2 separate regions of the Homo sapiens genome follow, and region 2 is linked to region 1. A link is a loop called in an ENCODE intact Hi-C map of the cell type or tissue named here. Cell type or tissue: PC-3. All regions are shown on one strand. Region 1 overlaps PDE4D (phosphodiesterase 4D). Region 2 overlaps PDE4D (phosphodiesterase 4D).

Region 1 (5,000 bases):
AGCCAGGCGTGGTGTCCCGTGCCTGTAGTCCCGGCTACTTGGGAGGCTGAGGCAGGAGAATCGCTTGAACTCAGGAGGTGGAGGTTGCAGTGAGCAGAGATCACACCACTGCACTCCAGCCTGGGCGACAGAAAAAGGGTCTGTCTCAAAAAAAAAAAAAAAAAAAAAAAAAAGGCTTACAGTGTCACGTGAATCACATGCTTATTAAATGAATGAAAAATACACTTTATTATTTCATGTGTGTATTAAGAGGTCATATGGATAGATCAGATGTTGGCAAATGAATGTGTTATTTCTAGAAGAAATAGAAATGTTTCCTTATTTGCCAGGGCCTAAATCAGTGTTTCTTTGAAATGAGTATATTTTCTGACAGTATACTTCATGCAGACACTCCCACACACTCCCCATACATGTGTGTGTGTACCTGACTTATATCACTTAATAATATGAACAGACTGAAGATAATGTCAATTAATCAATAATAAATCCTAAATTCCGAGTTAATGTCTGTGCTGTTTTGAACAAGGTTTGACCGTCTTAAATAAAAAGATTTTTGTGTTTGTTTGTTTTTCACAAGGTTTGAATGTCTTAAATAAAAAGCATCTAGGAGCTATAGGGTGTAGAGAAAACTCTCCCTGATGGCATTTTTCCTCTACTCTCACACCACAAAAATCATCAACACAGATGAAGCCTTCTACGAACAAACATGTGAGGTTTCCCCCCCACACCAAGCAGCCAACACTAGCTGGGTGTCCTGTAATTCAGTTCCAACGCTGTCTACCTGGAGATAATGTCAGATCCCACCGGTTGAAGGTTCAGTTCCCAAGACTGCCCCCCACCACACCAGTCACAAGTGTGGGCCTCTGGAGCTTCTAACCGGCCACCTCCAAGTTGGCATACTCATAATCCTCTCTTTGGGTTCAATTAATTTGCTGGAGTGGCTCACAGAACCCAGGGGAACACTTACTTATGTTTGCTAGTTTATTATAAAGGATATTGCAAATGTTACCGATTAAGAGATGCATATAGGGTGAGGTATGGGGGAAGGGGTGTGGAGCTTCCATGCCTTACCTGGCTGTGCCAACCTCCATGAAAGTCCAAGTGTTCAGCTATGTGGAAGCTCACTGAACCCTGTCCTTCTGGGATTTTATGGAGGCTTCATGACATCAGCATTCCTTCCCCCAGGGTATAGGGCAGTACTCTCTCTGGGGAAGGTCTTAAAAGCCACAATCAGAAAGGCAGGAACAGGTGAAAGGAGAGAAGGAGAAGGTCAGGGGCCTGCCCCTGAGGCCTAACACACCCAACATTATAACAAAAGACTGTAACAAGGGCTGTGGGAGTTATGAGCTAGACCTCAGATGAAAACTAATATATATCATAACACCACACATAGATTCAAAGATCTAAGTTAAGTTGGTCATTAGTCAACACTATTTAAAAGCCAGATATGTCCAAATGGCTCTTGAATCTACACTTATTATAGCAAATATTTTAACGTGTAGAGATGAAAAGGACAGATTTTCTTTAAGTGTCTGAAGCCGGTAAAGAGAATTTCTGCCTTTTTTCCTCTGTAAATCTAAATCTGTTTGAAGAAAGAAGTGCGCTGTGAAATGGGAAGGCAGGGGTGGGCAAAGACACATTTTAGTGAGGTTTTAATCTCCATTTTGCTGAGTAGAAATAGAAAGGAGTTTTGAGGTGGTTTGAAGGGAAAGTGGGGGAGAGAGAGAGAGAAGAAATGGGAGAACCACTGAGAAGGTTTAAAATGTCTTCATGTTACTTAGGCAGATAGGCAGATATGAGCAGGGTAGGAGAGTGCCCCAAGGAATGTCAGGCAACAGTCAGGTGACTGTCATGCAATTGTCAGGGGCCTCCTTGGGAATGACAGATGGTCATGGCTGGCACCAAGAAGGGGAAAATTTCCTCCCAAACAGGAAACATCTTGAGCTTATGAGCAACAACTTCCTCATAAGATCCCAGGAACTAAGCAAACATGACCAGGCATCTGCAGTAAGGGGCAAAATGGCGGAGTTTGGCCTTCCTTCGGGGATATGTCCAGGCATGCTCAAGAAGGGGCAAAACGTCAGAGTTTGCCTGATATGTGACCTTCCTTTGGGGGCACTAGACCAGTAACGAAAAATTGTCATGGAGAGCATACACACAACTTCAGCCACCAAACGGCACATGCAGCCCCTGACAGATATTAGCAAGTTACTGCGCATGCAAGGATTAGCCAACAGTTCCCCCAAGAAGGATGAGGGGAGGAGATCAGGAAGAATCAGGATACAGTAACTCTATAAAAGCCTTGAACCAATGATCAAGCGGGGCACTCAATCTTTTAAATTTTCCACTTGGTCCCTTCCGAATGTACTTTACTTTGCTTCAATAAACTTCTGACTTAAATCTATTACTTTTTATAAAATTTTTTTCCATAAGTTATTAGGGTACAGGTGGTATATTTAGTTATATAAGTAAGTTCTTTAGTGGTGATTTGTGAGATTTTGGTGCACCCATCACCCAAGCAGTATACACTGCACCATATTTGTAATCTTTTATCCCTCACCCCCCTCCCACTCTTCCCCCCAAGTCCCCAAAGTCCATTGTATCATTCTTATATCTTTGTGTCCTCATAGCTTAGATCCCACATATCAGTGAGAACATATGATGTTTGCTTTTCTATTCCTGAGTTACTTCACTTAGAATAATAGTCTCCAATCTCATCCAGGTCACTGCAAATGCTGTTAATTCATTCCTTTTCATAGCTGTGTAGTATTTCATTGTATATATATCTGTACACCACAGTTTCTTTATCCACTTATTGACTGATGGACATTTGGGTTAGTTCCACAGTTTTGCAATTGTGAATTGTGCTGCTATAAACATACGTGTACAAGTGTCTTTTTCAAATAATGACTTCTTTTCCTCTGGGTAGATACCTAGTAGTGGGACTGCTGGATCAAGTGGTAGTTCTACTTTTAGTTCTTTAAGGAATCCCCACACTGTTTCCCATAATGGCTGTACTAGTTTGCATTCCCACCAGCAGTGTAGAAGTGTTTCCTGATCACCCCTTCCATGCCAACATCTACTGTTTTTTAAAATTTTTTTATTATGGCCATTCTTGCAGAAGTACGGTGGTATCACATTTTGTGTTTTTGATTTGCATTTCCTTGATCATTAGTGATGTTGAGCATTTTTTCATATGTTTGCTTGCCATTTGTATATCTTCTTTTGTGAATTGCCTACTCATGCCCTTAGCCTACTTTTTGATGGGATTGTTTGTTTTTTTCTTACTGATTTGTTTGGGGTCCTTGTAGATTCTGGATACTACCCTTTGTCAGAGGTATAGATTGTGAAGATTTTTCTCCCACTCTGTGGGTTGTCTGTTTACTCTGCTGACTGTTCCTTTTGCCCTGCAAAAGCTCGTAAAGTTTAATGAGGTCCCAGCTATTTATCTTTGTTTTTATTGCATTTGCTTTTGGGTTCTTGGTCATGAAATCCTTGCCTAAGCCAATGTCTAGAAGGGTTTTTCCAAAGTTATCTTCTAAAATTTCATAGTTTCACGTCTTAGGTTTAAGCCCTTAATCCATCTTGAGTTGATTTTTGTATACGGTGAGAGATAGGATCTAGTTTCATTCTCCTATGTGTGGCTAGCCAATTATCTCAGCACCATTTGTTGAAAAGGTTATCCTTTTCCCCACTTTATGTTTTTGTTTGCTTTGTTGAAGATCAGTTGGCTGTAAGTATTTGGGTTTATCTCCGGGTTCTCTATTCTGTTCCATTGGTCTATATGTCTATTTTTATACCAGTACCATGCCATTTTGGTGACTATGGCCTTATAGTATAATTTGAAATCAGGTAGTGTGATGCCTCCAGATTTGTACTTTTTGCTTGGTCTTGCTTTGGCTATGCAGGCTCTTTTTTGGTTCCATCTGAGTTTTAGAATTGTTTTTTCTAATTCTGTGAAGAATGATGGTGTTATTTTGATGGGGATTGTGTTGAATTTGTAGGTTGCTTTTGGCAGTATGGGCATTTTCACAATATTGATTCTACCCATCCATGATCACGGGATGTGTTCCCATTTGTTTGTATTGTCTATGATTCCTTTCAGCAGTGTTTTGTAGTTTTCCTTGTAGAAGTCTCTCGACTCCTTTGTTAGGTATATTCTTAAGTATTTTATTTTATTTTTTTTACAGCTATTGTAAAATGGGTTGAGTTCTTGATTTGATTCTCCCCTTGGTCACTGTTGGTATATAGAAGAGCTACTGATTTGTGTACATTAATCTTGTATCCAGAAACTTTCTTGAATTCATTTATCAGTTCTAGGAGCTTGCTGGAGGAGTTCTTAGAGTTTTCAAGGTAAATAATCATATCATCAGCAAACAGTGACAGTTTGACTTCCTCTTTACCGATTTGGATGCCCTTTATTTCTCCCTCTTGTCTGATTGCTCTTGCTAGGACTTCCATTACTATGTTGAAGAAGAGTGGTGAGAGTGGGCATCATTGTCTTGTTCCAGTTCTCAGAGGGAATTCTTTCAACTTTTCCCCATTCAGTATTACGTTGGCTGTGGGTTTGTCATAGATAGTTTTTATTACATTAATGTATGTCCCTTGTATGCTGATTTTGCTGAGAGCTTTAATCATAAAGGGATGCTGGATTTTGTTGAATGCTTTTTCTGCATCTATTGAGATGATCATGGAATTTTTGTTTTTAATTCTGTTTATGTGGTGTATCACATTTATTGACTTGTGTACATTAAACCATCTCTGCACCCCTGGTATGAAACCCACTTGATCATGGTGGATTATCTTTTTGATATGTTGTTGGATTCAGTCAGCTAGTATTTTGTTAAGGATTTTACCATCTATGTTTATCAAGGATATTGATCTGTAGTTTTCTTTTTTGGTTATGTCCTTTCCTGGTTTTGGTACTAGGGTGATGCTGGCTTCATAGAACGAATTAGGGAAGGTTCCTTCTTTCTCTATCTTGTGGAATAGTGTCAAAA
Region 2 (5,000 bases), 55 kb before region 1:
TTATTCAGGAAATAAACCAACACGTTTTAATGATGGCTATCCCTGGAAGCTGCAATGACAGGTTATGTGTATTTTATAAAATATTAATAAATATTGGAATATTTATTGGGAATTTTCTGAAGTTCCCAATTTGTCCACAATGAACATGTGTTTATTTTGTAGTTAGAAAAACATGTTATTACAAAATAATTCAATAGGAAACTACTTTTAGAAATGCATTTATGATGCAAGGTGAAGCATATCTGCAACATGCTTCTTGCTGACAAAGAGGCCTCTGAAGCAGGCCTCACCAATGTTCCCAACGATGGTAAATTTGGCAATAATTGTGTTGTTAGGGGAGCTCCAAGCTTAAATGCTGCAATTATGAGCTAGGGTACACAAGGACATGTTGGAAGTGACAGGCAATATCAGCTTCCTCCAAAATAATGGTCAAGCGAATATGTGCTTTTGCCCAAAAAGGAAAGTAGCACAGCTGTAACTGGATATTGTAAATAAGTGGTCAAAGGTTCCCTAAATAAGCAATATCATATAAGCCTCCTTGAGGCATATTTTTTCCTTCTGGGAGCCGTGTTAGGCTCACAGACATGAAGGCAGCCAGGAAACTGTTATCTGTTTACTTCTAATTTATTTTTATAACTGTCCATGCCAGCAACAACAACAACAAAAATGTTTCTAGGAGAAAAATAAATTTGGCAATAAACTCTCTGAGTTTTCGAAAAATCTTACCAAATCAAAAACTTCTACTTATCATGTTGCTGTCAAACCCAGCCTCATAAAAACTTTACTTATAATTGAGTGTATGTATGTCTATCTGTACTGTAACCTTGATACTTGGCCTCAAATCCTGGTTCTGCCAGGAGCTTCGTGCCTTTGGGAAGATTTCCTAGCCTCTCCACATCTTGCTTTTCTCATCTTAAATGTAGACAATATTATACCATGCAGGGCTCTGTGAGGTTGAATCAGAAAATGCCACTAAACTGCAAAGCACAATCCCAGGCACATTGTAAAAATGGAAAAATCAGCTTGATTCCATTCCCCTCTTGCCATACAAGGATATTTCAGGTCTCTCAAAAGCGTTTCAAGGAATAGAGGAAGTAGTCAAACAAGTGTGTGTGTGTGTCTGTGGATGTTGGTGTGTGATGAAATATACATATAAATATTATATATAAATGTATATATTATATATAAAATATTTGTAAGGATGGAATAACTAGTATCTGCTTAAACAACAACTACACTTCGAAAATCCTTTATTTTTCCTGATGAGTTTTGTTCAGGTGAAGATGTTCACTGGTAAAAAGACAAGGCAATCCATTTCTTTTCTACAGTGTCAGCTTTGTTTGAAGGACACAATGACATCTATTCAGAAAGGTACCAACCATTTTGCTTTTAAAATACTGAGGCAAACCTCTCTGAGGTTTCTTCAAAGCCAATGGCAACAAACATATTTCAGCATCTGTTTTGCTTCACTGTAGGTCTGTGTGTGGGTAGGTTATAAAATAAAAATGAGCTTGCCATTACAGATACTACTTAAAAACCAAAAAAACTATGATCATGATGTTGATAATTCTGTATTCATTATCCTAATAAAAACACATAAATGTCTAGAAAGAAATAGACAATTATGTATTAGGCCTTCCGTCTCTTATTTAATAATAGCAGTGTCATTGCTCTAGTTAAAACCCGCTCTGATCTTAATAAATCTGATGTAAAAACATATCACCAGATGGGGACTCTGTTAATCTTATGCGATACTTTCAACTATGATGACTAATAGTTCTATAATTTTTATATGGTTGCTCTTATTGAGGAAAGAGTAACCATTTAAGGGAATCTTCCACCACTGTTCTTTGTTGAAAGGAAGGCTGGATCTACATGCATGCCAACATACTACTGAAAAGTAAATATGCAATCCAACTATTCAACAATTTGGAATCATTGCAATTTTTATAGTTCCAGATGGTGATCTTTATCCAGATGAAGTGAGACTATTTTACTACTTTGTCAGAACTCTACAACTAAATATTTATAACCCTCAAATACACAGATACATTATCACAGTGTGTGTGTGTATATGCACATGTGTGTACACACTTTTATAGAATGAGAATGAACTAGGTTTTGTAAAAGTTTCAGTTACAAGCCACATGCCTATGTTACACATTCTGTCTGTAAACTACCTACACCCACACACATATACATTCATGCACCAATATAATATGGTTTTCAAAATCATGTCACATAGTTGATCTCATTTTATCTCAACAGGAACCACAGTCTAATTGAAATAAATGCCTCTGCCATGAAACTAAGTCAGTTAGTAACTGTAAAGGAGTTGATTTACAGGAATATCTATTCCATGGCCTAGCTAACTGAACTCATTAATGACACATGTTATGTAATGCTTGTTAAATTAGTGAATGCTCTTACATTGAAAGACACATAGTAAAGTGCTGAATTTCAGGAGGTGAGCTAGTAGTTTCAATGTTTGTGGGCACCATTTAATGCATAGGAAGCCTGCATTTATTGAGTAAAATTTAGAGAAAAAAAGAGGCCCTGCCCATTGTAACTCAAGATTAAGGGCAACTTCAATTTCCCAGAGCCTCCGTAATGGGCACTTTAGGAGAGGTGAATATGGTTTGACTGGATAGAGTACAATGGCTTTTTACATTGATAAAATTTGCTGTACAATTGTTTACTGGTGAACTTTTTAAAAATGGAAATAGAATGTAGGCTTCATATGTTACTAAGGATACCCTTGATTATGTAATAGGCACTTGCATTACAAAAAATGAAAATGGCTGAATAGGTAGCCTGAGCCATAGTTTCTGCAACCTGTTCTCCTTTCCAGTGTTATTAATCACTTGAACCTCACCTGCTGCTCTGGCTCCTCCTCCTTGATCTTTACAGATATGACTTTAGGCAGAAACAGATTCAGGAGCCCAGCACCACACCATCCTGCTGCAGTTAACTTGAACATACGTCTTATCTCTGATTACTACTGGCTTCTGCTTTAATTCCCTGTGCTTATCTTCCGTCCCTGAGACTCCAGTCCACCTGGCCTTCCAACATAGGCTTAAGATACTCTCTTCCTGTCCCATCCATGAACTGCAAGCTGGTGTATAGAGCTTCCTGAAGTCACATGATCCAGACAAGTGATTACCAATTTTATTGGATACCGTATCTATTAGTAAAAAAAAAAAAAAAAAAAAAAAAAAAAGTGCAAGCACCTCCATTACGTATATTTATTTTCAATAAGTTATGTTCTTGCACTATTATGTCAAAATATTATCTATTTTACAAAATACAAGAAAAAGAAAATTTGTGAGCGGATAAGAAAAAATATAAGATTTTATTTCCATACCTCAATAAGTTGTCCTGTTCACGCCTGGGCATATGTCTAGGAATTACCTGTTCTGAGCCACTTTTTAGGAGACTGTTATGTTTTGCCCCCAAAGACTAGTCAGGGCACACTATTGCCAATATGCCTGGCTAGATGGAGCTTTTCCTAGTGCCTGGTGAGTGGTTCCTGCTCTTGCATCTATCTGCCACCTTACCCACCTACCACCCAGTCCCATCAGCCTCTGCTTCATCCCAGTGAAAGGGCTCATTGCGGATTCCAATCCTTATCATTTTGTCTTATGCTACTGTAATTAAATAATCAACTCCCTGGGACAAGAAAAGGTAAAAGTTTCTTCAGGAGTTAGCAAATGGCTACAAGCAATAAAAAGGTTTAGAAGGCAAATAGAAATTTAGTTACATCATTGTTATAGTTGTAATGTAGTATGTTTCTCTCAATGGGTTGCACCAGAGTTCTTTTTTTTCTACTTGTTTCTATTGAGATGTTATTTGTAAAATGTAATTTATATCTGAGGTGTCTACACATGATAGATGATACATAAAATTTTATCTGTGACACAAAGCAATAAGCAAAGTAGGGCACATGTAACAAATGGTCCTGAGACGTATAGTGGGAAAAAATAAACTTGTATCCCTACCTTATATTAAGATAAATTCCAAACAGATTAAGAGCTAGGTTAAAAAATCACAAATACGGAAAATGTAGCTAAACATTTATCTACTCTTAAGATAAAAGCCCTCAAATTATTAAAGCAAAGAAAGAAGTTACAAAAGAAAAAAAATCAATAAATTTGACTGTATAAAACACCATGAACAAAAGTAAAAAGGGGACTAAAAATTGGAATATATAATTACAATAAATGTGAGCTGGAGAAGGTTCATCTATCTAATACATAAAGAACTCTTGCAAAAAGTAAAAAACTATGCAACCCCAATAGAAAATAAGCGAAGAGACAAACAGAAAATTAACAGAAGATAAATGGCTAATAAAAATATTAAAACCATTTTTATTCACACCAGTAGTCCAAAAGTGTTAAGTAAAACAACACTGAAATACCACTTTAACCTAATATGTGGATAAAGATTTTTTTTAATGAAAAACATTTCCTGCAGCAGCACAGTAAGATGAGAACTCTCAAGCAGTGTGGCTTGGAGTGTAACCTGGTATAACCTTTAGAGAAGTATTTTTTGCAACATATATTAATAGTCTTAAAATAGTCATATTCTTTGACATAGTTATTTTACTAAGGAAATATTCAGAGATAAGCCAATGTTTCAGTTCAAAGATGTTCCTTGCTGATAATTTTAATAATTGGGAAAAGCTAGAAACAGCCTGAATATCCAATAATTGGCAAATACATAAGTTACAAAATCTTTTTAGGGTGAAACATTTTGTATCCATATAAGTAATGTTTGAAATAATGTTAAGTGATATGGAAAAATGCTCATGATAAAATGCTAAATTAAAAAAAGAAATTAAAACTGTACAATCCAGGTAATTGCTATTAGTATCATACTTGCTTGGAAAAAGAATAGAAGAAAATAACTAAGAATTAGCAGTGATTATTTGGGAGTGTGTTGAGGTTATGAGAAATTTATATTTGTATTTTTATTTTTTCTATACGTGTGTCGTATTGTGT

What was found. A loop is a pair of places that touch in the nucleus more often than their neighbours do. Peaks named below come from ENCODE experiments on the same cell type or tissue, not always from the same donor. Only the 100,000 strongest peaks of a DNase experiment are listed, where the experiment ranks them.
Region 2: it touches region 1 in a loop (7-fold over the local background); 1 of 110 quality-filtered maps calls a loop at or near these places.

Annotation. Positions count from the first base shown.
Region 1 is chr5:59,299,965-59,304,964 of GRCh38, forward strand. The region is part of intron 1 of PDE4D (phosphodiesterase 4D); the gene reads right to left. Among named protein-coding and RNA genes, the nearest start is that of PDE4D-AS1, 260 kb to the left of the region's middle. In PC-3, no CTCF peak of the experiment used is centred here; no DNase peak of the experiment used is centred here; H3K27ac peaks cover 998 bases.
Region 2 is chr5:59,244,851-59,249,850 of GRCh38, forward strand. All of the region lies in intron 1 of PDE4D (phosphodiesterase 4D), which reads right to left. Among named protein-coding and RNA genes, the nearest start is that of PDE4D-AS1, 210 kb to the left of the region's middle. In PC-3, no CTCF peak of the experiment used is centred here; no DNase peak of the experiment used is centred here; H3K27ac peaks cover 1,253 bases.